Linked DNA regions of Mus musculus: region 2 is linked to region 1. The links are chromatin loops, found by intact Hi-C in ENCODE. Cell type or tissue: left cerebral cortex. All regions are shown on one strand. Links, peaks and the distances in the headings refer to the core of each region. The heading gives the core; the rest is flanking DNA.

Evidence for each region. A loop is a pair of places that touch in the nucleus more often than their neighbours do. Peaks named below come from ENCODE experiments on the same cell type or tissue, not always from the same donor. Only the 100,000 strongest peaks of a DNase experiment are listed, where the experiment ranks them.
Region 2: a loop joins it to region 1, with 5 times the contacts of the local background. A loop is called at or near these places in 5 of 42 quality-filtered maps.

The regions. Positions count from the first base shown.
Region 1 is chr13:51,562,309-51,573,687 of GRCm38, reverse strand. It overlaps Shc3 (src homology 2 domain-containing transforming protein C3), which reads left to right and starts at 4,237. Exons shown (of 12, transcript NM_009167.5): 1 at 4,237-6,717. The coding sequence starts at 6,244. In left cerebral cortex, for the core only: a CTCF peak has its summit at 7,215; DNase peaks (open chromatin) are centred at 7,149, 7,498, 7,849, 8,633 and 6 more places; H3K4me3 peaks cover 6,008 bases; H3K27ac peaks cover 4,181 bases.
Region 2 is chr13:51,431,468-51,442,846 of GRCm38, reverse strand. It overlaps Shc3 (src homology 2 domain-containing transforming protein C3), which reads left to right. Exons shown (of 12, transcript NM_009167.5): 11 at 1-157. Among named protein-coding and RNA genes, the nearest start is that of Gm32834, 18 kb to the right of the region's middle. In left cerebral cortex, for the core only: a CTCF peak has its summit at 8,127 (motif pointing right); DNase peaks (open chromatin) are centred at 5,573 and 8,185.

The sequences.
Region 1 (11,379 bases), core at 1,591-9,590:
CACCAGTCACTCACATCTACAGAATAAATGCTTTTGTCTACTTACATGGTGTGTGTTATAGGTAGTTTGGATATTAAGTAGCATTGTGTAATTTTTTTTTTTTCTTCTAGGGCTACTACTTAAGAGCAACTGTCTGAGGCAGGGAGGGACAAAGGGCAAAGCTAGCCTATAATCACAACTAAATATTATTCAATGGCAGCCATAGGCCCCGGCTAGGGAAGTGGGTATGTACACAACAGACTACTGTGTGGCCGCTCCTCAGCTGTTACTGGGCTATGTAGTACTGTATTGTCATGCAGTGTCACAGTTGTTCTCCCGACACTCTGAATGCTTGAGCGGGACACTCAGGTGAAACTAAGGACAGCTTCCTTCCCCCCCCCCCCAAATCCATTCTGACTTCTCAACCCACTTCTATCTATCTATCTATCTATCTATCTATCTATCTATCTATCTATCCATCTATCATCTATCTATCTATCTATCTATCTATCTATCTATCTATCTATCTATCTATCTATCTATCTATCTATCTATTTGTGCTGGTCTGATAAACATCTACCAGGAAAGCCAACCCAAAGCCTGCAATCCCACTGTGTGGTTATTTCCTCCTAGTTTAAATACGTCCTCCCAGAGATGGGGGTTGGGGGAAGTTAATGAAAGAAGACTCAGAGACCTGTAAAACTCATACAGTCTCAAGGCTGTCAAAGCAGTAGGCAGTTGCTAGCGGGAGACTGTTCAGTGGGGTGGCCTGCAAGTTCCTGGGGAATATGGCTTTCATAAGTTGTTCCTGCTGGGGTAGGGCTTTTGGTAACATAGTTGCCTTTGAATTGTCTATGCTCCCGTAAGTAAACCCTCACCCATACTCCAACAAATGACTGGGATAAGCTCATTGGTCCACCAAGGATTTTGGTTCTTGCGAATTTCTGGTGTCTCTCCTTCTTTTTGGATGACCTGAGGCCATCTCCACGAGTCTGATTTTAATGCTGTCCTCTGCATTTGCCTCCTGAGGAAGATTTCTGTTTCATACCTGGACCTTGAAAGAGCTGTCAATCACTTCCATCCTCCCCAGGGAGGGTCAGTTGGTCCACTCTCTCTCCCTTGTCCCTGCTCCCTACTTGCTTCCATTCTGGTCTCCTCTTTTACACTGTAAGACACAATAGCTTCACCTCCGTTATACTCTATTACATCTTAATATTTGTGTTTATGCTTTTGGCATGCATATGTGTTTGTGTGTGTTTTCATGTGTGTGCGTGCGTGTGACTGCAGGAAGATGTCTTTATCACTCTCTCCCTTTCTTATTTTTGTTTTATGGATACTGATGTTTCGACGGCATGTGTGAGCCCTAGTGCGGAAGGATCCAGAAGAGGGCATCAACTTCCCTGGAGTCAGAATCCCAGACAGTTGTGAGCCACCATGTGGGTGCTGGTAATCTAACTGTGGTCCCCCGGGAAAGCAGCCAGTGCTCTCAATCCCTGAGCTCCACCTTAATTTTTGAGACAGCATCTGTCATGAAAGCAGAGCTCATTGTTTGGATAGGACTGACTATGGAGCTTCTGGGATCTTTGTTCTCAGCATGAGGACTTCAGGTACACACTACCGCGCCTGGCTTTTTCTGTGGGTTCTGGGTGTATTGTCAGCCATCTCACTGACTGGCCATCTCCCTAGCCTCTCTTTGTAATATAGCCCATCTTCTATCTTCTAGAAAGTCTGAACCTTTTTGTCTCTCAGTCCACTGGCAACATTGTCGTTAATGATGAATGAGCACTGCCCGAAGGGAGAAGCCCCACTGGACACTGTACACCACACCTACCTCTCTGAGGCAGGGTTGTGTGTGGCCATGAAGATAGAAGATGTGGTCACTGCACATTGTGTAGCCCCAGTGACCCTTGGCTTCCTTTATGCAAAACAGGATGTAAGCTGGACTTGCAGTAGGTGTGCCTGGTTGGTGAGGGCAGTTCCTCAGATGGCTCGGGATTTATGCTTATCCTACAATTTCTGGCTGTTTTGTTTGTTTTCGAGATGAAATCTCACCATGTAACCCAGACTGTCCCACTAGAGCCCTCAAATGTCCTGCTTCAACTGCCCAAATGCTGGGATCAGAAGCATGTACCACCTACCCCATATCTGACCACCCTTTTTATATCTCATCTAGACAATTTGGAATTCCCGGGTTTCAACCTCTGCACTTGATGCCTCTACACAGAAGGCTCCTAACCCTAAGCTGGCCACTCCCATGCACTTATTCCCTTCCTCACCTGATTAGACTCTCCACTCTGATGAACAGGACTTGACTCAGGTGAATCCTCCAGGTAGGAAATGTGGACTTTGCCTTGCACTCCTCTCAGTGGAAGATGCCTGGCTACAGGTGGTCAGGGGTGAGCAGTTCTCAATGTCAGCTGCCCAGGCAAGGCACTTTCTTGGCATTGTTATAGGATTTCCATCCATATCTCTGGTTAATAACACAGTCCAATAAACTAAGTGAGTTATGAATAAAGATAATTTACCTCTGCTCCTTAGTCTGGTACAGCTGAGAGACCAAATTCTTGGGATTCTTGCTAGCAGAGTCTGAGGTGGCTCAGGGCTTAAGACGGTGAGAGACTGGGAACACGTATGCCTGTGTGCACACACGAGTGTGTGTGTTCAGACTCTCTACTTCTATGTGGTTATATGTGTGCAGGTGCATCCTTGTGTGTGCTTGTGTGGAAGTGTGCCATACCTGCATGTGGAGGACAGAGTATGGCCTCCACTCTCATTTCTTGGATGACAGCCATGTTTTCTTTAAAAATAGCTTTTCATTAGATGCATGTTAGAGCACATGTGTAGGGGGTCAGAGGACAACATCATCTCCACTGTGTGGCTCCTGGGGACTAAATTCCAATCATCAAGGTTGATAGCAATCTTGCTGACCCCATCTTGTTTGTTTGAAATAAGGTCTCTTCTTGGCTTAAAACTTGCTGAGGGGTTGGGCTGGCTGGCTGTGTAACACTGGGTCGTCAGCCCATTTATTTGTTTGTCTGTTAGTATTTTTGGTTTTGTTTTTTTAAATGTTGAGTTTTTGAGGATTGAATTCAGGTCCTCTTGCTTGCAAGATAAAGCATTTTACAGACTGGGCTATTGCTCCTCTACTCTGATGACCTAATCCCAGTCCTGTCCCAGAAGCCCCTCCCCTAAATGACACAGACTAAGCTTTCACCTTTTGAAAGAAAGGTGGCCAGGATTAGACTTCAACATAAGCATCCAGTGAACACGTGATAGTCACAGCATAGCGCAGACTTTGAACATGGCATCTAGAATTATCTATCCTCGTTCTCACTGGTGCCAGTTTGTTTCGAGTTGACAGCCCAGAGCTTGGGCTTTGGGGGATCATGCCTAAAATAAGCGACAGCCAGGCTCCCTAGGGCGAACAAAGGGCTCTCCTGGGACAGGCACGTGAGCAGAGTTCCCCTGCAGGGGCTGTGGAATTCCATCTGACGCATTTGGGCTCTTTAATTTATTTTCTTTTTTCCTGTACACCAAAATATTCGTATCACTTTCCAGCTAACAGCAGCTCTAGCTGTACTATATGATATTCTTGGTATATTAACGTCTAACACCAACGAGTCTAATTGTTGTATGTAAATTTACACCGCCATTCATATTTTCTCAGTCGGCTCCCTCCGTTGGCCTCATAATAGAATCCAAAGTCTCCTTGTTGGCTAAAGGGTTAAATGATGTAGCTTTGGGATCCCCTCCGCTGCTCTGGAGACTTAGCTTGCATAGGTCTTCTTTATTCCTTTATTAGGAAAGACTTCATGGGGAAGAGGCTAGCCTTTGACTGGGTCTTCTGTGTGCATTCATAATAAAAGCTGGTACATTCATGGCTGCTCTGTGAGGTAGAAGAACCAGTGAATGAAAGTTTGGGTACAGCTCACCTCCCAGAGAGTGGTCCTGCTTCACCCGGAACTGACCCGATAGTCTCCAACACCCTTATAAAACTAATTTTCCCCATCTCTCTATACCGGCTTGTTTCTTCCTCCCAGAATTTTTGTAATCAATCTGGGTGGTGTTATTTTTTTTTTTTTCTTTCTCTTTTTTTTTCCCACACTGCTGTTGGATAAAAGATCCCGCCCTTGATTGAAATGGAATCTTCCACTATTGAGCGAGCCTTTGTTGAATGAGTCATCGGCTCAGCCTCTCATTGGCTGAAGCCGCCTGAGCCCAGGGGATTGCCTGGCACCGGCTGCAAGGACCCGCTCCATTCACAGAAACGCTGGCTCGCTCGCCGGCCCTTTCATTCACACAAACAGCATCTCATTCACATTCGGTCTGTTTTTTTTTTTTTTCCTTTTTCTTTTTTTCTTTTTGTCTGCTTCTAATGAAGAAGACCACGGTTTGGGAATGGTGGGGCTGACTTGCTTCAGATTGGAGGGGGACTCCAATCACCATCGAAATCGTCCGTGGGGTGCGCATCTGCTGTTGCTATGCGAGCTAGAGGAAGGGAGAAAAGAGAGTGCGGGGTGGCTGTTCAGCTAGGGCTGCCGCGCGGTTGGAGAGCGGTGGGGACGTGTTTGCTGCGCCAGGGCGGGCCTGGCGGCTCTGCGCTTTTTCGTCCTCTGGAACCGGCCTCACTTGCACGGCCGCCACGGGTGGCTCTCCCTAAACTCCCTTCCTGGGGCTCCCAGAAAGCCTGGGAACCGCACTGCCTCCCGAGATCAGCCCTGGGCGTGAGAAGACTCAGGGTGACCTGCTAGTGTGCTAGAAGGCAAATGCATTCGCTTGCACAGAAGTTACCAGGAAACTTTGACAGCGATTGACTTCTCGGTGGTGCAGGTTATCTGTCTTAACACATGAGGCCACCTGGTAGAGGCCACCGAGGAAGGGCTCAGTGGGTCTCAGAATCTTGGTCAGACCCTCGGGGAGGCTGTCGATGTCCTATTCTCCCAAGCGTCAGGAAGAAGGCCTGTGCGTGTCACTGCAAGCCTGGGCCCGACTCGCAAGGAAGAGGCCATTCTTGCTGTGGATTTGATGGACAGTTAGAGCAGCCGCATTTTTTTTCCTGCCTGACTGCAGGGCTGCAAGCAGCAACTGAAGGGACATTGAAACGGATTGGTAATGCTACTAAGGCATGCTTCCAGGGCTGAAACACATTCACTTGGAATAAAACTCAAAACGCGGCCCTCTTTCTCTCTCTCTCTCTTTTTTTGGCATGGATTTCTGGAGCCTGTTGCCGCTCAGCAGAGATGCAGGTTTTTTTTTGAAGTAGATTTTTCAACTGAACCCTAGCTGAGTACGGCTGCTGACTGCTGTAAATTATTAGGGAAGACCCCCTCTGAGCTGTACTGAGAAGAAATTTCTGTGCTGATTTTTTTTTTTTTTCGTGAATTGGTACAGGAATTGCACCGCCACAGATACATGGCTGCTCTGCTGATCTGAACAAGAAAAGCAAACCACAGGAAACTGACAGGTTTTTTTCTTTCTTTCTTAAATATTCATCTGCTGGTGAAGGGTCCCCCCTCTTTTTTTTTTTCCTACTTAAAATTCTTGCTACTTTCCAAAATCAGGATTCATCAGGATTCGCCTTGAAGACTTCTTTAAAAGCCTTCGTCACATTTGAACGCATCCCTGTCAGACACTTCTGGGCTTCATCCACATGAGCTGAGCAAGGGAAGAGCAAGCCATTGCACGGAATAATGGGTTGCGGAAAGTTCAAGAGATCATTTGACGGGACTGGATTTACCTTTGGCACAGATGCGGGATGGGGAGGGGGTAGGTGAAAAGGCAAAGACTGGAAGGAAATATCTGCGAAGGTAGAAAAAGGAAATTTGAGAACTGATTGGCTGTAGTTGCTGTCAGCGGGTGGATGTCGTTTTCTTCTCTCTCTTTTTGCTACAGGAAGTGATTTGCGGAGCTCACCGAGCCTTTGTTGAGAAGGGTCTCCTCAGAGTGAGTCACGCTTTTGCTGGGAGCAGCCCCGTGCAGCTGGCCGCTCGCTCCATCAGCCGCAACTATGACTTTTGCAAGGCAAGCGTTCCACCCCAACCCTCGGTCTCCAGGGCCCGCGCTGCGTGGCTGCTGCTCTGCTGCCTTGTAACGGTGAAAAGGGCTCGGTCGTCGGCCTCGGCTGTCCCTCTCCGGAAAGGCTGTCCTGGGACTCGGGCTCCTCGTCCCGCTCGGGGGACCGCGGCTCGTGTGCTATGCGCGGCAGTCCGCGCCAGGGCCGGCAGCAGCAGCGCCCGGGTGGATGCGGCGAGCCCACGGAGGGGCATGCTTCCACGCACCAAGTACAACCGCTTCAGGAATGACTCGGTGACATCGGTCGATGACCTTCTCCACAGCCTGTCGGTGAGCGGCAGCGGCGGCAAGGTCTCGGCGGAGCCCGCGGCGAGCCCCTACCTGGTGTCGGGCGAGGCGCTGCGCAAGGCGCCGGACGATGGGCCCGGCAGCCTGGGCCACCTGCTCCACAAGGTGTCCCACTTGAAACTCTCCAGCTCCGGCCTGCGTGGCCTGTCGTCGGCCGCCCGGGAGCGGGCAGGAGCGCGGCTCTCGGGCAGCTGCAGCGCGCCCAGCCTGGCGGCCCCGGACGGCGGCAGCGCGACCCCCGGGTCCCGCGCCCCGGCCGCCAGCATGAGTGCCACCAGGAAGAGCCGGGCCGGCGACGAGCCACTGCCCAGGCCCCCTCGGGGCGCGCCGCACACCAGCGATCAGGTGCTGGGGCCGGGAGTCACCTATGTGGTCAAGGTGGGTAACCCGAGCACACTGCTGGGTGGGGGTCTCGGAGACAGGGTGCGGTGGGGAGGAGGAAGTCAGGGCTGGGGACAGATGTCATTCTCTGAAGCCCCAGGGTTCAGGGACAAGCCCCAGGGAACACAGACGACAGTTGGATGTGAGGAAATAAGCCCTCCTTAGCCATTCTCTTGCTCGACAGGGCAAGGAGAGAATTAGAAATGCTCTGTGTGGGGGGGAAAGGGTGAACTGTCTGGTCACCTCGCATGGAGCCTGCTTTCCCCAAGGCACCGTTGTTGAAGCATGCTTTGGTCACCTGGCTTCATCAGATGTCCCTCTCTCCCTAGAAATCCATCCCTGAGATCATGGTCTGGCCTACTTGAGGTACACTTGTCAAGCCTGGCAGCCAGCCTTCTCCCCGATGAGCGATGTCACAACTTCTGTGTCCTCCCCTGGCGGCGGGGTGGGCCATAGTTACCCCCCAGAGCAAGAGCAACCAGCTTCTAGAGGGCAGGGCAGGAGACACTGCCTTGCTTCCTATAAAAGATGGGTTCTTAGCGTCTTACCCAGAAAGATTTTCTTTGGCTCTGAACTGTTTTGGTTTACAGCCATGGGGAGCATTTGAGACTATTTTTCAGGATGATAAAAGTCTTACCTTTTCATGGACTAAAGAGGGAATGAGGTTGTGGCTCTTGGACCCACCTGAGGGAAAGGAGCTTTTCTTGTAACACAAAAAATGATAATAATTTTAAAGATCCCAACGTAATTGATAGAATCCCCGCAGCTCTCAAGCGTGCCAAGGCCTATAAGGTACCCAGCACAGCTCAGCCCATCTGCCAAGTGCTCATTTCTTCCAGCCAGACCAGCTGCAGCAGACACAGCCATGCTTTGCCCAGATGAGAGCCAGGAGAGAGACCAGGGGCTCATTTCATCGTGCCCCCCCCCCCCCAATGCTCTGCCCCAGGGCACTGCTTTTTCGGTTGAAGTAGATGCTCTCTCAGTCACCTGTGTCAACAAACCTGTGGGACAGACGTCTGGCCTGTAAGCGGTAGTTGCAGATCCAATTTAAAACTTCCATAGGACACTTCTTCAGATAAAATGTAGCATCTTGGCAGCTTGGAACCAAATTCCCTAAGGGGTGCACATTATCTTTGACTGTATAAAACGCATGTAGGGAATGTGGCCGAGGACCTCCCTCTCTTCAGCTTGCTTTTAATTGGTCCTCTCAGCTACTGAACACAAATCACATATACTGTCACTATACTTTCACAAAGGGGGCACAGATCAGCATAATATACGCACATCCTGTTGCGTGTATCTCAGGAAAGGATGACTGCTGATCATTTAACTGATACGTCCAGGGCCCAAAGGGCAAAGCCAACCCGATAAGCAAAGGAAAGCCAACACTGATAACCTCGGGATTAAACTGTGCCTGGAATGTAGTCATTACCTCTGGTAGTCTCCTAATTGCTTCTTCTGCTTGTTTCTGTTAAGCTTTTAAAAAATAGGTAAATAGAGCTTGGGTAGAGCTGTTGGGGTACGCACCCCATAGAACGTAGAGGGTTGCTTTCAAAATGAGGGACATTTTTTCAAACCCATACTTTAAAAGAACCATTTGACTTGGTGTCAGCTGTACCGGTGCCCAAACAGTAGGTCAGTGAATCTGGAATTTGAATATTCAGCCAGACAAATTAAAATGGTATTTTAGGGAGAAAAATCACTTTAATGAAGGCTTTGCCCTTGTGAGATGACGCCACAGGACCAACATAGGAAGATAAGATAGCCTGCTTAGCCTGGGATCTCTCTGTGGGGACAGTTTTGAGTTATCCCAGTGTCAGCAGCCGTATATCCAGGGCCAGAAAGCTGATTGGGTCTACTCAGAGTCTATGTGTGTCCCCAGGAAGAGGGTACAGCAGTGCCCCAGAGGCACCTACACATAGAGATGCAGGCACCAGTGACCCACACTATAGTGACCCAGTTGTTATTGGCCTGGTTGTTTATCCGCAGCTGTGAGTGTTTATGCTCCTGTGAGCATAAAGCCAGGGGTGGTTCCCCGCATCTCCGGAGAAGTTTGAGATCACACAGAAAGGAAGCCAAACAGATACTAAGGGACAATTGCAGTCCTTGTGTGCATAATCACGTGGCCCTCTGTCGGCACATGTGAGCAGATTTCCCACATTGTCATGTTGACTTCAAAACCGACTAGTTTTATTGAAAAAACCCCACAAAACTAAAAAAACTTCTTACGGTGGTGTTTATCTGATGGTGTTATTGATGAACGAAGAGTTCTTCTGGAACCTTCAAAAGCCTGCATCTTAAACCCGGAACTCAGTTCTAAAACCCTAGGGTTTAGAGTTTGTGAAAGGACTCAACTCCTTTCTATACACTTGTTTTTCTAAGTTAAAGAATGCCCCGGATGTTTTCTAGATTTCTGGAAAAATCCAGCACTGCATCATCACACCCGATCTATGAGAAGTACTTCCTGGTAGGTGGCAACTGGATGTCATATACAGGAGTGATAACTCCGACACGTCAAGTTCATCTACTTGAGAGGGCACTGTGGATACTGAAGCTGGGTGGGTTTTGATTTGTTTCTGTGGGCAGCTGCTAACGTTGAAGAAGTATGAGAAACTGGAAACTAAAAAAAGTTCCCAACCAACAGGATTCCTAGCTCCCTGCACATTTAACCCATATTTTCTGCCACCCTTGAGCCTGCTGTTAGTTTATCCCTTTCTTTCCATAAAAAAGCACCCCTCTCCCTACATGCCCAGACAGGGTCTTAGTATCCCAGGCTGGCTTTGAACTTACTATATAGTCAATGATGACCTTGAACTTCTGATCCTCCTGTCTCCCTCCACCTCTGTATGGAGATTGCAGGTGTGAGTAGCCCTGTCTGGTCCCTGGAGATCCCCTGGTGCTGGGGATCATACCTGGGGCTTCCAGCATCCTGGGTAAGCACTCTGTGGACTTAATGACAACCTGAGCCTGCTGTTCAATAAGGGTGGGTGGGGGGCTTATGCACTCTGGAGGGCTCAGCTTTAGACTTTGCCAGCCAGGTCTCAGTGGCAACACTACGTTACACCTCTGTACTGGCTAGTTTTGTGTCAACTTGACACAGCTGGAGTTACCACAGAGAAAGGAGCTTCAGTTGAGGAAATGCCTCCATGAGATCCAACTGTAAGACATTTTCTCAATTAGTGATCAAGGGGGAAAGGCCCCTTGTGGGTGGGACCATCTCTGGGCTGGTAGTCTTGGGTTCTATAAGAGAGCAGGCAGAGCAAGCCAGGTGAGGCAAGCCAGTAAAGAACATCCCTCCATGGCCTCTGCATCAGCTCCTGCTTTCTGACCTGCTTGAGTTCCAGTCCTGACTTCCTTTGTTGATGAACAGCAGTATGGAAGTGTAAGCCGAATAAACCCTTTCCTCCCCAACTTGCTTCTTGGTCATGATGTTTGTGCAGGAATAGAAACCTTGACTAAGACACCCTCTAAGTATTCCAGATACATGCTTAATTGTGGTATCATAATAGAGAATGAACAACAAGCCATGCCCCGGATAGACAGAACGGAAACCCTGACAGCTGAGAACCATGAACTGTCATGATGTGCCAATCTAAAGCTTGCTCTCTATTTGGATGTAAGGGTCGCTGGAGATGGCTGGAGATAAAGGAGAACAGTTCTGTGGCTCCCCACCTGTGTTGTGAGAGTGGCTGGCATGGGGCTCTCTCAGGCTGCTCCTTCTTCTCTTTCCTAGTTCCAGTGAGGGAGACCTTAGACAGGAAAGCTGGTCTGAGCCCGGCACCGAAGAGCCGTTGCAGACAAGCAGGTCTAAGGCCTGGTTTTGGAACTGCTTGGTGGCTGCAGAGACAACAGTTGTGGGCTGTGAGACTGTGGTCTGCATCAGGCCAGCCGCTGGCCCCAACATGGTCATCAAAAGAAAGGCTCTTTCGAACCACATTTTAAAAGGCTGAGAGGGGTTGATGTGCTGAGATGTGATCCCATTTAGGGCAGTCCCAAGTGCAAACTACCAAAATAAGATCAAACAGAGAAGAACGGCTGAGGTCCTTGCACTGAGCGGTGCACACTGTGGTGCACCCAGGGAGCTGGCAGCCTGGGCTGCTCATAGATCCTGCTGACCCCTCTGTATCAGTTTGTGCCATCATTTCTTTACTGGGGTGAAAATGATAGGGTCTCTATGGAAATGTCATTATTGGGAATTGACCCCAGGGCCACACACATGCTCAGTTAGAGTTCTACCACTGACTCCCCAGGCGTAGAGGAGGTTTTACCAACTGACAAGGAGGGAGTTTTCCTTGGTATGTTGGGACTGGTTTTCTTCTAGAGCTAAGTTTTTTTAAAAAATGCTTTTAAAATCATTTTTCTCTGGTTTATGAATCTAGTGACATCTGGAGTTTGTGAGTCATCTGTTTTATTCATTAATCTTCTATTTATCTTTATGGGTGGTTTTTATAAACTAGATTTATTCTGAAATTTATTCTTAAATTTTGACTTGACTCATCTACAATGACATCCTTTTCTTACAGCTTTATTTTTTTAGTAACTATGGGTAAAGTTCATGCAAACCCGTGCTTGCCAAGTCCTTATGAGTCCACCCAGGACCTCAGACGGTGAAACTAACTGGATTTTTGTTTTGGTTCTAGATGAGTTGAACTTTAAAGG
Region 2 (11,379 bases), core at 2,038-10,037, 130 kb after region 1:
CCAAGGAGAGATGAGCAGGAAGGAGGCAGAGGCCCTGCTACGGGAAGATGGAGACTTCCTAGTGAGGAAGAGTACCACCAACCCCGGCTCCTTTGTCCTCACAGGCATGCACAATGGGCAGGCCAAGCACCTGCTGCTGGTGGACCCGGAAGGCACGGTGAGGCATGGGCAGGCACCTTCCATTCAACTGTTTCTATTTACCAGGCCTTGCATGAGGCCACATCCACACTGCCTCCTCTGTTTACAGTACCTGTCAGGGACTGGAGACTTACATGACAAGTGTTTGTGACCTGACCAATGCCTTGCGTGAGTTATGAAACTTGGAAAGTTATCATAGTCCAGGATAAAAGCTTTGTTCTTCAGGTCTTTTAAGATAAAGAAATCTAGCCTGGGGCAAGGGCTCACCTGCTCTAGAGTACTTACTTATTGCTGATGCAGGGGACCTGGGTTTGGTTCCCAGCAGCCGCATTTGGTGATTTACAACCCCCTCTAACATCCCCTTCAGGGAATCCAGTGCTCTCTTCAGGCCTCCACAGGCACTGCTGCTTGTGAGCACATAATCAAAAGTTTAAAGATAAACCTTTTGTTGAAAGATAATGGATAAGGGAGCCTCGGAAATGGCCCAGTGGGTAAAGAGCTTGTCAAAATCAACTGGAGGGAGGCATGTTTTGGCTCACAGTTCCAGAGAGAGAGAGAGAGAGTGTGTGTGTGTGTGTGTGTGAGAGAGAGAGAGAGAGAGAGAGAGAGAGAGAGAGAGAATGAACGAACAATGATGGGAATGGCATGGTGGTAGGAGTGTGAAGCTTTGCTGGTCACATTTTGTCTACATGTCAGGACCAGGAGTGAACTGGAAGTGGTATGAGGCTACACACCTTCAACAGCCCATCCCCTGCGATGGACTTCCTCAGAAATGATGCACCGTCCAATGGTTCCCCAAACAGCATCACTGAACATTCAAATACATGAGCCCATGGAGGACATTTTTTTTTCATTCAAGCCCTACACCATTAGGAGCATGAAGACCAGAGTTTGAATCTGTAGGATCCACATAAAAGCCAGGCACGGAGGCATCTGTACTCCTAATGTTCTCACAGTGAGATGGGAGAACATCTTAGTCAGGGTTTCTATTACTCTGATGAAACACTGTGACCAAAAGCCACTTGGGGAGGGAAGGGTTTATTAGACTTGGTCTTCCAAAGGAAGTCAGGATAGGAACTCAAACAGGGCAGGAACCTGGAAGCAGGAGCTGATGCAGAGGACATGGAGGGGCACTGCTTATTGGCTTCTTTCTTATAGAACCCAGGACCACCAGCCCAAGGGCGGCCCCACCCCCATGGACTGGGACCTCTCCTATCAATCACTAATTTAAAAATTATCTAACAGGTTTGCCTACAGCCTGCTGTTATGGAGGTCTTATCTCAATTGAGGTTCCCTCCTGTCAGATGACATTAGCTTGTGTCACGTTAACATTTAGCTATCCAGCACAGAGGCAGAGAGTAGACACGCCCCTGGAGCTAGTTTGATGTATATAACTGTGAACAATGAGAAACCTCTACAAGAGTCTCAGACAAAGCGGAAGATGAAGGCCGTCACTCAGGGTGGTTCTCTCTCTCTCTCTCTCTCTCTCTCTCTTTCCCCTCTCTCTCTCTTCCCCCCCTCTCTTTCCTCTCTCTCTCTCTCTCTCTCTCTCTCTCTCTCTCTCACACGCACGCACGCACGCACGCACGCACACACACACACACACGCACACACACACACACACACACAGAGAATGAATATAATGAGACAGGGGAACTTTGGACTTACCATATGGACACTTAAAAAGTTATTCATGTTTTATATCCTATGGAAAAGGACCTCCATTTGGAACTGAAAACCAAAGTACAAAACTACAAAGATAACTGTGAAACAGAGGTTTATAAAAATAGAACGTTTGCACTTTTGAACACCGGAGAAATGGCTCGGTAGTTAAGAGTGTTTGTTGCTCTTGCAAAGGGCATGAGTTCAGTTCCTAGTACCCACATCAGGGTGTTATCAGTTACAGATAACTACCTGTAACTCTAGCTTCAGGGGATTTGACATCCTCTTCTGTCCCCAAAGGCGCCTGCACACATGAGTGTAGACACGTACACAAACACACATGCACACTACAGCAATAGCAACCACACCCTTCCTTCCTAAAGTATTCAGTGACCACAGAAGTTAAAAGTCTGCTGGATTTTCAATATTTATCCCAAATGTTTCCCAAACTGGAATCTCTAGGCTTTCCTAAAGGCTATAAAGAATGCTGGGCAGCAGGCAACTGTCCCCATCAATTAGCCCCGTGTTTTGCAGGTCACTGAGACACAGCCTTCAGACACCGAGTTGATGATACAATTCTGTCTGAGTAATTCTGTGGGTTTGTCTGGCTTGTCTACCTGCCAATCAATAAGAGTATTTGACTTCACCCTGGGCAGAGTCCAATAATTGCCAAGTTCAGTAAGTGCAATTTAATCAACTTAACCATTGAGCAAATGCCAGGATTGTTACTTTAAAACCTCTTGTCCAGTGAAAACAAAAGGAGGAAGGTTAGAATTACTTAGCAGAATTAGATCAGTGATGGATAGGCAGGAAGGGAACCAAAGTGTTTGGTTGGATTGTGTGTTTGGGGCACAGAGGAGGGTAGGAGTCAGTATTCTTGAATCTGCTGAGATTTGCTTTGTGTTAGAGTATGTGGTGAGTTTTGGAGAAAGTTCCATGAGGTAATGAGAAGGAGGTGTATTCTCTGTCTTTGGGTGAAATACTCTGTAAATATGTTAGATCCATTTTGTTTATGACATCATTTAGCTCCAGAGTTTCTCTGTTTAGTTTTTGTCTGGATGACCTGCCTATTGGCAAGACGTGGGTATTGAAGTTTCTCATGATCATCCTCTGAGGTTCAATAACATGTGATTTTTAACTGTAGCAGTTAAAGTACTGTAGTAGTTTCTTTTATGAACTTGGGTGCCCTTGTATTTGGTGCACAAATGTTTAGAATTACATATTTTCTTGGTGGATTTTTCCTGGGATGAGTATATAGTCCCCCACCCCCTGTCTCTTTAGATTAGTTTTGGTTTGAAATCTATTTTGTCAGATATTAAAAATGGTTGCACCAGCTTGTTTCTTTAGTCTGTTTGCTTGAAAGATCTTTCTGTAACTTTTTTCTCTGAGGTGATGTCTATCCTTCATTTTAGGGGGTGCAGCAGAAGGATGGGTTCTGTTTTCATAATTAGTACGTTACTCTGTCTTTTTATTGGGATATTGAGACCATTGATATTGGGAGTTATCATTGAGCAGTGTTTACTGATTCCTGCTATTTTGTTGTGGTGGTGTGGGTCCCACCCCTTTTTAATTAGCTGGCCTGAGATTATTTGTTCTTTGTGTTTTCTTGAGTGTGGTTGAAGTTTTTCTATAGAGCTCAATTTGCAGGGAGATATTACTTAAATTTGATTTAGCACGAAATATCTTTTTTTTTCTCCATCTATTATGATGGAAAGTTTTGCTGGGTATAGTAGTTTGGGCTGGCATCTGTGCTTTCTTAGTGCTAGATGATGCAGTACATCTATCTAGGCCATTCTGGCTTTAGACTCTTCATTGAAAAGTCAGGTTCTATTTCAATAGGTCTGCCTTTATATATTACTTGGGTTTTTTTCCCCCCTTGCAGCTTTAAATATTCTTTCTTTGTTCTATTTGTTTAGTGTTTTGATTATTATGTGTCATGATGAATTTATTTTCTGTCCAGTCTATTTGGTGTTCTGTATGCATCTTGTACCTTCATAGGCACTGAAGTAGGTATTCAACAGGCACTGAGTGGATGCTTGATCCACATGGCTTTTATAGATTATGAACTGAGAGTTTAAGGAATTTAGGGAGCAGGTAGGGAGTCTCTGCAAACGTCAGGGCTGGGAGAGTAGCGAACTGAGAGAGGCCAGAAGGAAAATCAGTTCAGCCTGACTTAGCTGGTTCAGACTTCTAGAGCATGACCCGGGACATTTTATTTCAACCACATTTAAGCATAGCACAACTTCAGAGAAAGAGTTTCCTGATGACAATTAACCCAGTCCTGTATGTACAGTGACATTGAAACTCTTTACAGAGTACATACAGCCTCTGCCAGAAAGATGGGTTCTGTTGACTTGGAAATGGCTGTAGAGTCAGGATTGGCCTGGCCCTAAGATAACACAGAAGTTACCTGGGCTGATGTAATAAAGAACAAGTGAATCTCTCCTAAGGATGGGTTCTATAGATGAGAAGCAATGCTCAAGATATAGAGGGGTGAGTCTGAGATAAATAAAGATGATCTTTTAGGGGATTAGGGTGGGGCTTGGCCCTACAGATAACAAAGATCACCAGGTTAGGAAGTACACCCATCCCCAGCTCTCCGGGTGGAAACCAGGCAAATATCTCTTTCCTCTGGTTTCTATAGTACTAATCTGTATGAGGACCTCATGCCCTCTACAGGTGTGTGAGTGTGCATCTGTGATGCTGCTAATGTTGAACTATAGTGAATTTTTACAGGTATAAAACCACAAACAAGCATACCTAAATAGAAGCATCCTAGAGCTCTCTCCCCATCCCCGTGCTTCCCTGCCGCCCCCCACCCCAGGCCTTGCAGCAATTCAGTTGTGGTTATCAAAAAGAAAATAGCAGGGAAAGCTCTTCAAGAATTCTGTGAGAGTATAAATATTTCGCTTGAAGATTGGTATTTAAAACACGGAATGTTGAAAAAAATGTCTAGCTGAGTATGTCGTTGCGTAGAACAAAGATGATTAAATGTTTTCTCGAAGTCTTTATACACCAAAGAATTATCTTAAAAGACATGTTCTATGTCTTTGACATCCACAGGCAAGAGCAGAGAATAGTGATTAATGCATGCACCCTTGTGCCCAGCTTTCTTTATCTGCTCTTACACAATCCAGAATTCCCTGCCTAGGGAATAGGGCTGCCCACAGTGGGTGGGTCTGCCTACATCAATTATCATAATCAAGATAATCACCCATGGACATGCTCACAGGCTAACCTGATCTAGATAAATTCTCATTCAAACTCTCATCCCAGGTGACTGTTTAGTGTATCGGATTAGTAATTAAAACCAGCCCTCATACCCTACTAACAATAGTTTATTATATTTTCCCAAGCCCGTAACAAGGTGTACAGGAACCGAGGGAGTGGAATTGTGATCCCTGCCTGGATAGTTGTCACTCTGGAGTGAGATTTTCAGAGCCATCAAGAATGCTCGTTAACTCCTACCCACTGGTGACTATTCTTTGGGGGCCTGGGGGGGGGGGGAAACGGAGGAGCTTTTAGGTGGATCTGATTATCCCATTTAATTGATCCTACAGAGGATAGCTTTAGCTGCAAAGGAGATGGAAATGAAAGACTTAATTAAAAATGCAAAGTTGCTTTCTTGCTGCGAGGACACTGAAATAGACGCTGAACACGTTCTCTTCAATATTTATTCTTCTGATTTTCATGGTAATTGGCTGGTCCCTGACTATAAAGGGGGAAGCTTGGCAAGTTAGATTAGAGAGAAAGGGAGAGAGAAAAAAAACGGCCTGAGTCTAAATTTATTCCGGCGGTGTCTAGCAGCCTCTGGGCTCTCTTGCTGTGCACTGAGGTCACTGGGAAGCCAAAGGGAAGCCACCCAACCCAGCTCCAGGAGCCTCTGTGGTGGGTGGGGTGCTGAAGAAAGGGACTCTAAATAAATAGTGTTGGGGAGAGCTGGTGGAGGTTGTGGGAGAACCCTTGAAGATGGATCTTTGTGCCAAATCATTGTGTCAGCAGTGTATGTCTAAAACTATCCCCCACCCCTCAGTCATTCAGAGCTGAGTCCTCCTCTTGGCCCAGCGAGGCCGGCGCGGTGTGATGTGTTGGGAGAAACCACCAACACTCGAGTGTCCAGGTCCTCCATGGGCTTGACTCATGGAGCCCTCAGCTGTTGGCTCTCAGAGCTTTTACTTACTAGCCGTAAACAATGGCTCCACTTCCACAGTCATGAAGTCTTTCCCTGTTTCCTCTTGTTCTCCGACCCATGAGCTATACCTCCTGTGCATGCGTGCTCTCCCCTTGCCAGGACCCCAGTTGGGCCAACCCTATAATATGGCACCTCTCTTACCTTTATTTTGTACTGGTTTTCCAGGAAGGAAGGAGAGTAGGAGGAATTAAGGGAAGGGAGAAGTATTTAAAATAATTTTGTAATATATTCTTGCTTGACCTCTTGTCATTTTTTGCTTATAAATACTATTAGTGTACAGCTCCACCATTAAGAACACTAAAAATAAACTTACTGGAAAGTTACAGGAATAACAACTTATCTTTCCCTCAAGTTTCTGCTGCTTTGGAACGTTTCTTGACAACCTTATCAACTTTCTCTTTCTCTCTCTCTCTCTCTCTCTCTCCCTCTCTCTCTCTCTCTCACATAAGCATATGTTCATATACTTTGTAAAATTGTGTATTTAATTTCTAAAAGACTTTGTCACCCATTGAATAATTTTTTTCATACATTTATCTTAGCGGATGTAGTAAGTCCTTTGTTTTTGTTTTATGTGAACTGAATTTCTTTCTGTTTTCTGACTTGTCTTCTGAGTTGGAATTGGTCTGTTCCCTTTGTGCTGTGGTGTTTTAGGATATGGTCGTGGTGGTTGCTAGAAATAGGATGCTGTGTTAGGTGCCATGAGGTTGGTCTCTCTCTTGTATCTATCTGAACATCAAGGAAAGACAGGGAGAGAGAAAGGAGAGGGAGGCAGAGAGAAGGAGAAGAGAGGGGAAAGGTGGAGAGTAGGGAAAGAGGGAAGAAGGGAGAGAGGGGGAGGAAGGAAGAGGGCAAAGGGCAGAGAAAGGGGGAGAGACGGGGAGAAGGAGAGTAAGGAAGAGAGGGAGAGAGAAGGAGAGAAGGGTTAGGGGGAGAGAGGGAGGAGGAGGGGAAGGAGAGAGAGGAGAGAGAGAGGGAGAGAGGAGAGAGAGCAAGAGCGAGAGCGAGAGAGAGAGTGAGCGAGAGAGAGAGAGAGAGAGAGAGAGAGAGAGAGAGAGAGAGAGATAACCTCCTGGAGCAGAGCATCTGACTCTGGGAAGGGGAAGAGACCAATATTTCATTGACTCCCAGAAGTGCCTTACCTGGGGTCACTGCTGTTGTCTGCAGACAGCTTGTTTCATTTCGCCTGATTCTTACTTGCGGTCTTCTCCTCTGAAGGTGTAAACAAACAAGAGGAATGTGTGAGGCATGGGAGTTGTGTGTTCTGTGTCTACAGCCCAACCATTCCTAGGAACTAGCAATGGACAGGATGTAGATCTAGAAGGAAGGGGAGACTGGACTGAAGGAGGTCAGCAGAGGTCTCCATGCAGATCAGAGAAGGTCCTGAGGTTCTGGGTGGAGATCCCTCTGAGACAGTTCCCATCACATTGAGGAAGTCTGTGCACTTCCGCTGCTATGAAGCCCAGGCTTGGAGTGGCTTAGACTAGGAGTGACCTGTGCACTCAAGTCTATCAATCACTGGGACATGCTACCAAGCCACAAAGTAAGGCACATGCCTGCCCGGATCCCTCTGTCTCCTATCATGTGTCCTAGCAGGATTAGCTCCCCTGCCAGTAGTGTTAGGCATCTTCCTCCCAGTTTCTGGGCTGCCCAGGCACTGTTAGGTGCTTGGCCAACATTGAAGCTAGGCAAGTTCCTGCCTGGGTACCCCTCTGGAGGCCCAGTTCTGACTAGACTGTGTGCCATCCTTGCTGTGGGCAGCTGGGACCAGTCTCTGCCTGGCACAATGGTTTTCTAGGCGATGGCTATCACCAGGACTATGTTTAGATCACTCTCCAGGAAGGCAGAGATGAAGGTGCCACCCACTGTGATTGTGTCAAGTCACTGTCAGCTCTGGATTGGTATGACTTCCTTGTCAGGGAAGGTCCTGGGTGGGAAGGACCTATTTTGGGGGAATCTGTGTCGCTCCTGGAGTGCTGTGGGCTTGCCCCTCTCAGCTTCTTCCTGGGCTAGCATACGTGTAGAGTTCTGAGTGATGGAGCTGCTGTCCAGGAACAAAACCTTCCCAAGCACTACAAACCATGCTGAAGGAACCTTCCCCCTGGAAACTTTCAATTCCCCTAATATTGCATGCTTGTGACCACAAGGGGGCAATACATGCACAATTTTATGGATGCTGGAGAGGTGCCTCACCTGGGAGCCATTTTAGACAGGCAGGCATCCTGCCTTGATGTTGTTCCCCAGGAGACTCACCTGCAGGGAGATGCCATCTTCCTCTTCTCTAGCTTGACTCTGACCTTGTGGGATCTCACGGAGATATAGGGATGGTTGTGTTCCCTGTGGGCCTTCCTCTGTTCATGAGTCTGATGCTGTGATCATTGAGACAGATTTGGAGACCCCGTGGGTAGCGGTGTCTGCTTCCCCCTGTTCGCAGAACTGAAGGTTCCCTGTGATTTCTTCTGTGGTGGGTCAGACAGCACCCAACCCCTGAAGGCTTGAAGAGACAGCACACCTTCTAAGTTCTTCTGAGCTCCCAAAGATGGGTGAGGTCTGCAGTAGGGTTTTGTGGGAGCCCACAAGAGCTGCCAAGTTATCTTCTTGGCACGAGAGACTGGCCGTTTCCCCAGCCACAGAGCTCCTGAGACAGTATTTTCAAGGTGGAACTGCCTGTGACAGGATCCTTTATGGGCGGTTGTGACTTAGAGAAAACCATCTGTACTGAGAAGGTACTAAGGGTCTTCTTGCTGTTGTCCTTCAGACTGAGCTCGGGAACAGCCATGTCCACAGCATTGTAAATGTTAGGGAGAACAGCAGGCGTGTAGAAAAGGGAAACAGAGGCAGGACTTATCTTTGTTAGAAGAGAAAGCTTCAGGAGGACAGACAGCCATGACCAGACCTTGATAAGGAAGAACAGAGTGCTGAGAGAGGGGGGCGGGGGGGGGAGGGGGAGGGGAGGGGAGGGGGAGAGAAAAAGGAAGAGGGAAAGGGAGAGAGGGAGAGGGGGGGAGAGGGAGAGAGGGAGGGAGAGGGGGAGGGGGAGAGGGAGAGAAGGGGAGGGGGAGGGGGAGAGAGCACATTGGTCCAGAGGCAGAAGGATAAGGTCGTGAAGAGAGAACCTTCAATGCCCTTAAGGTCATATAGCATGAAGGAGTCCTGAGAGAAGGGTCCCTCAGTCCCTAAGGACAATTGGGGCTTCTGAGCCTTACAGGATTTCAGTGTGGGGCACAAAGCCAAGCTCTCCAAACCACATCCTACCCTGGTGTGGTCTACATGCCAGGCACCAGAAGGCACTAGAGAGAAGGGAAGATATAGTTCAAGGTGGCCCTTGGTCCAGAGACCAGGGAGCTGGGCTTGCTCACAGCTGCAGTGGAAGGGAGAGAAATGAGTTCCCTACAAGAGCCGTGAAGTCACAGGTCACGGTTTTGTCACTTTCTGTCCCAGAAAGAGAGCTGCCAGGGGTGGGGGTTGGGGTGGGGTGGGGAGGGGAGGGGTGAGGTGGTGGTAGGAGGGGATGGGTTAGGTGTCAGAGGGGATGGTGGGAGGGGTAGAGTGGTAGTGGGAGAGAATGGGGTAGTGGAAGGTTGGAGAACAGCCTGGGGTGGGGGTGGGGGCAGCCTCTGGCCTGTAAATCTAGCAAGAGATCTGGAGGTTGTTTTGAATTTATGGTGGGATGTATGTATATTTTGCAAATGGTGAATCATGTTACAAATAAGGGATTTGAATTTCTCTGGATTTTGATGTCCATAGTGGGTCTTGAAAACACAAGGGGCAATAAATGCACAGTTTTATGGATGCTGGAGAGGTGCCTCACCAGAGACACCAAGAGACCACTGTACTTCCCATATGGTGCCCTCCCTCCCTCCCTTCCTCCCTTCCTCCCTTCCTCCCTTCCTCCCTTCCTCCCTTCCTCCCTTCCTCCCTTCCTCCCTCCCTCCCTTCCTCCCTCCCTCCCTCCCTCCCTTCTTCCCTCCTTCCCTCCCTCTGTCCGAGGGTGTATGTGTCTCCCAATTTCAAATGCTAGTCTTTATTAGTACCTTCTTGACTTGAACTTTGCTCCCACCTCCTTGGAAGGTCTCTGAGTCAGAAACTCCTTCTGTTGAACAGAATTGAAGGTGGGTACAGTGTCTTATTTATCCCAATACTCTGCCTTTCTGAGGCCTCGTCATGGAGGCCTTGAGCCAGTCTCCTAATAGAACCTGTCTGAAGGGCGCTCTCCTATCAGGTTCCTCTCTGTGAATCTATGATCATTTTCTTTTATCTAACACCATAGTTGTCTACATGTCTTCCTAAATTATCTTCTAAGAGTTTCATGATTTTCTGGTCTCCATTTAATACATTTGAGTCAATGTTTGAACAGATATAAGGTCTTTATTTTTTTTTCCCACATGGATGCCCAATTATTCCAGGATTATCTATTAAAAGCACTGTTTTCTTCAGTCCATGACTTTATCTCTCATTAAAAGTTAGCAAGCATTATTTGATGGGTCTGTTTCTGGCTCGTTACTCTGGTCCAGGTTCGAGAGTCTGTCCTTCCTCTAACACCTCAGTGTCTTGATTCCTGCAGTGAATTTTTCCATATTTCTCTTCTTTCTGGGTCCAGAATTGTAGCCTGGAACCAACCCTGTTCTTCTCTTTCAGTACTTTGGAGACTAATCTGGATCGTTTTTCTTCTCTTAATAAACTTTAGAAAAAAATTATTAATAGCAACAAATTAGTTTCATACATTGTTTATGCATTACTAAACTTATACCTAAATATTTCATTGAATACCTAAGTATTCTATTTTTTTTAATGGTACAATAATTGGTTGGCATTCTGTTTCAAATTTTATGTGGCCATTGCTAGTGTATAAGAAAGTGATTAACTTAACATTTTTATTTACTTATTGTTATTAGGTGTGTGTGTGTCTGTGTGTGTGTGTGTGTGTGTGTGTGTGTAGGAGCGCATGCATGCAATAATGCATGTGTGCAGGTCAGAGGGCAGCTTTCTGAAGTTGGTTTTCTACTTCCGTCCTCACACGGGCTCCAGGGTTTGAACTAAGGTCACCTTTACCCACTGAACCATCTCGCTGGCCTGTGATTGGCTTTTGTATATTAGCTTCAGATGTTGGAAAGTTACTTTTATTGTGTATTAGGCCAAGAATAATTTTCATTGTTGGTTTCTTTATCATAGCTATGCAGGAGTCCATAGACAAAGGCCATTTTATTTTCCTTCCAGACCTGTGTTTTATTGCATTTTCTTGTCTTCATTAGCTGGGACTTCCTTTCTGTTGTCCCAGCGTGGCCGCGGAGAGGACTGAGGTAGGCAGTGCCCACAGGGCAGTGGGCCTGAAAGGTCAAAGATTGCCTCGGAGGGACAGGTAGGTGATGCACACTGAACTGACCAGCTAC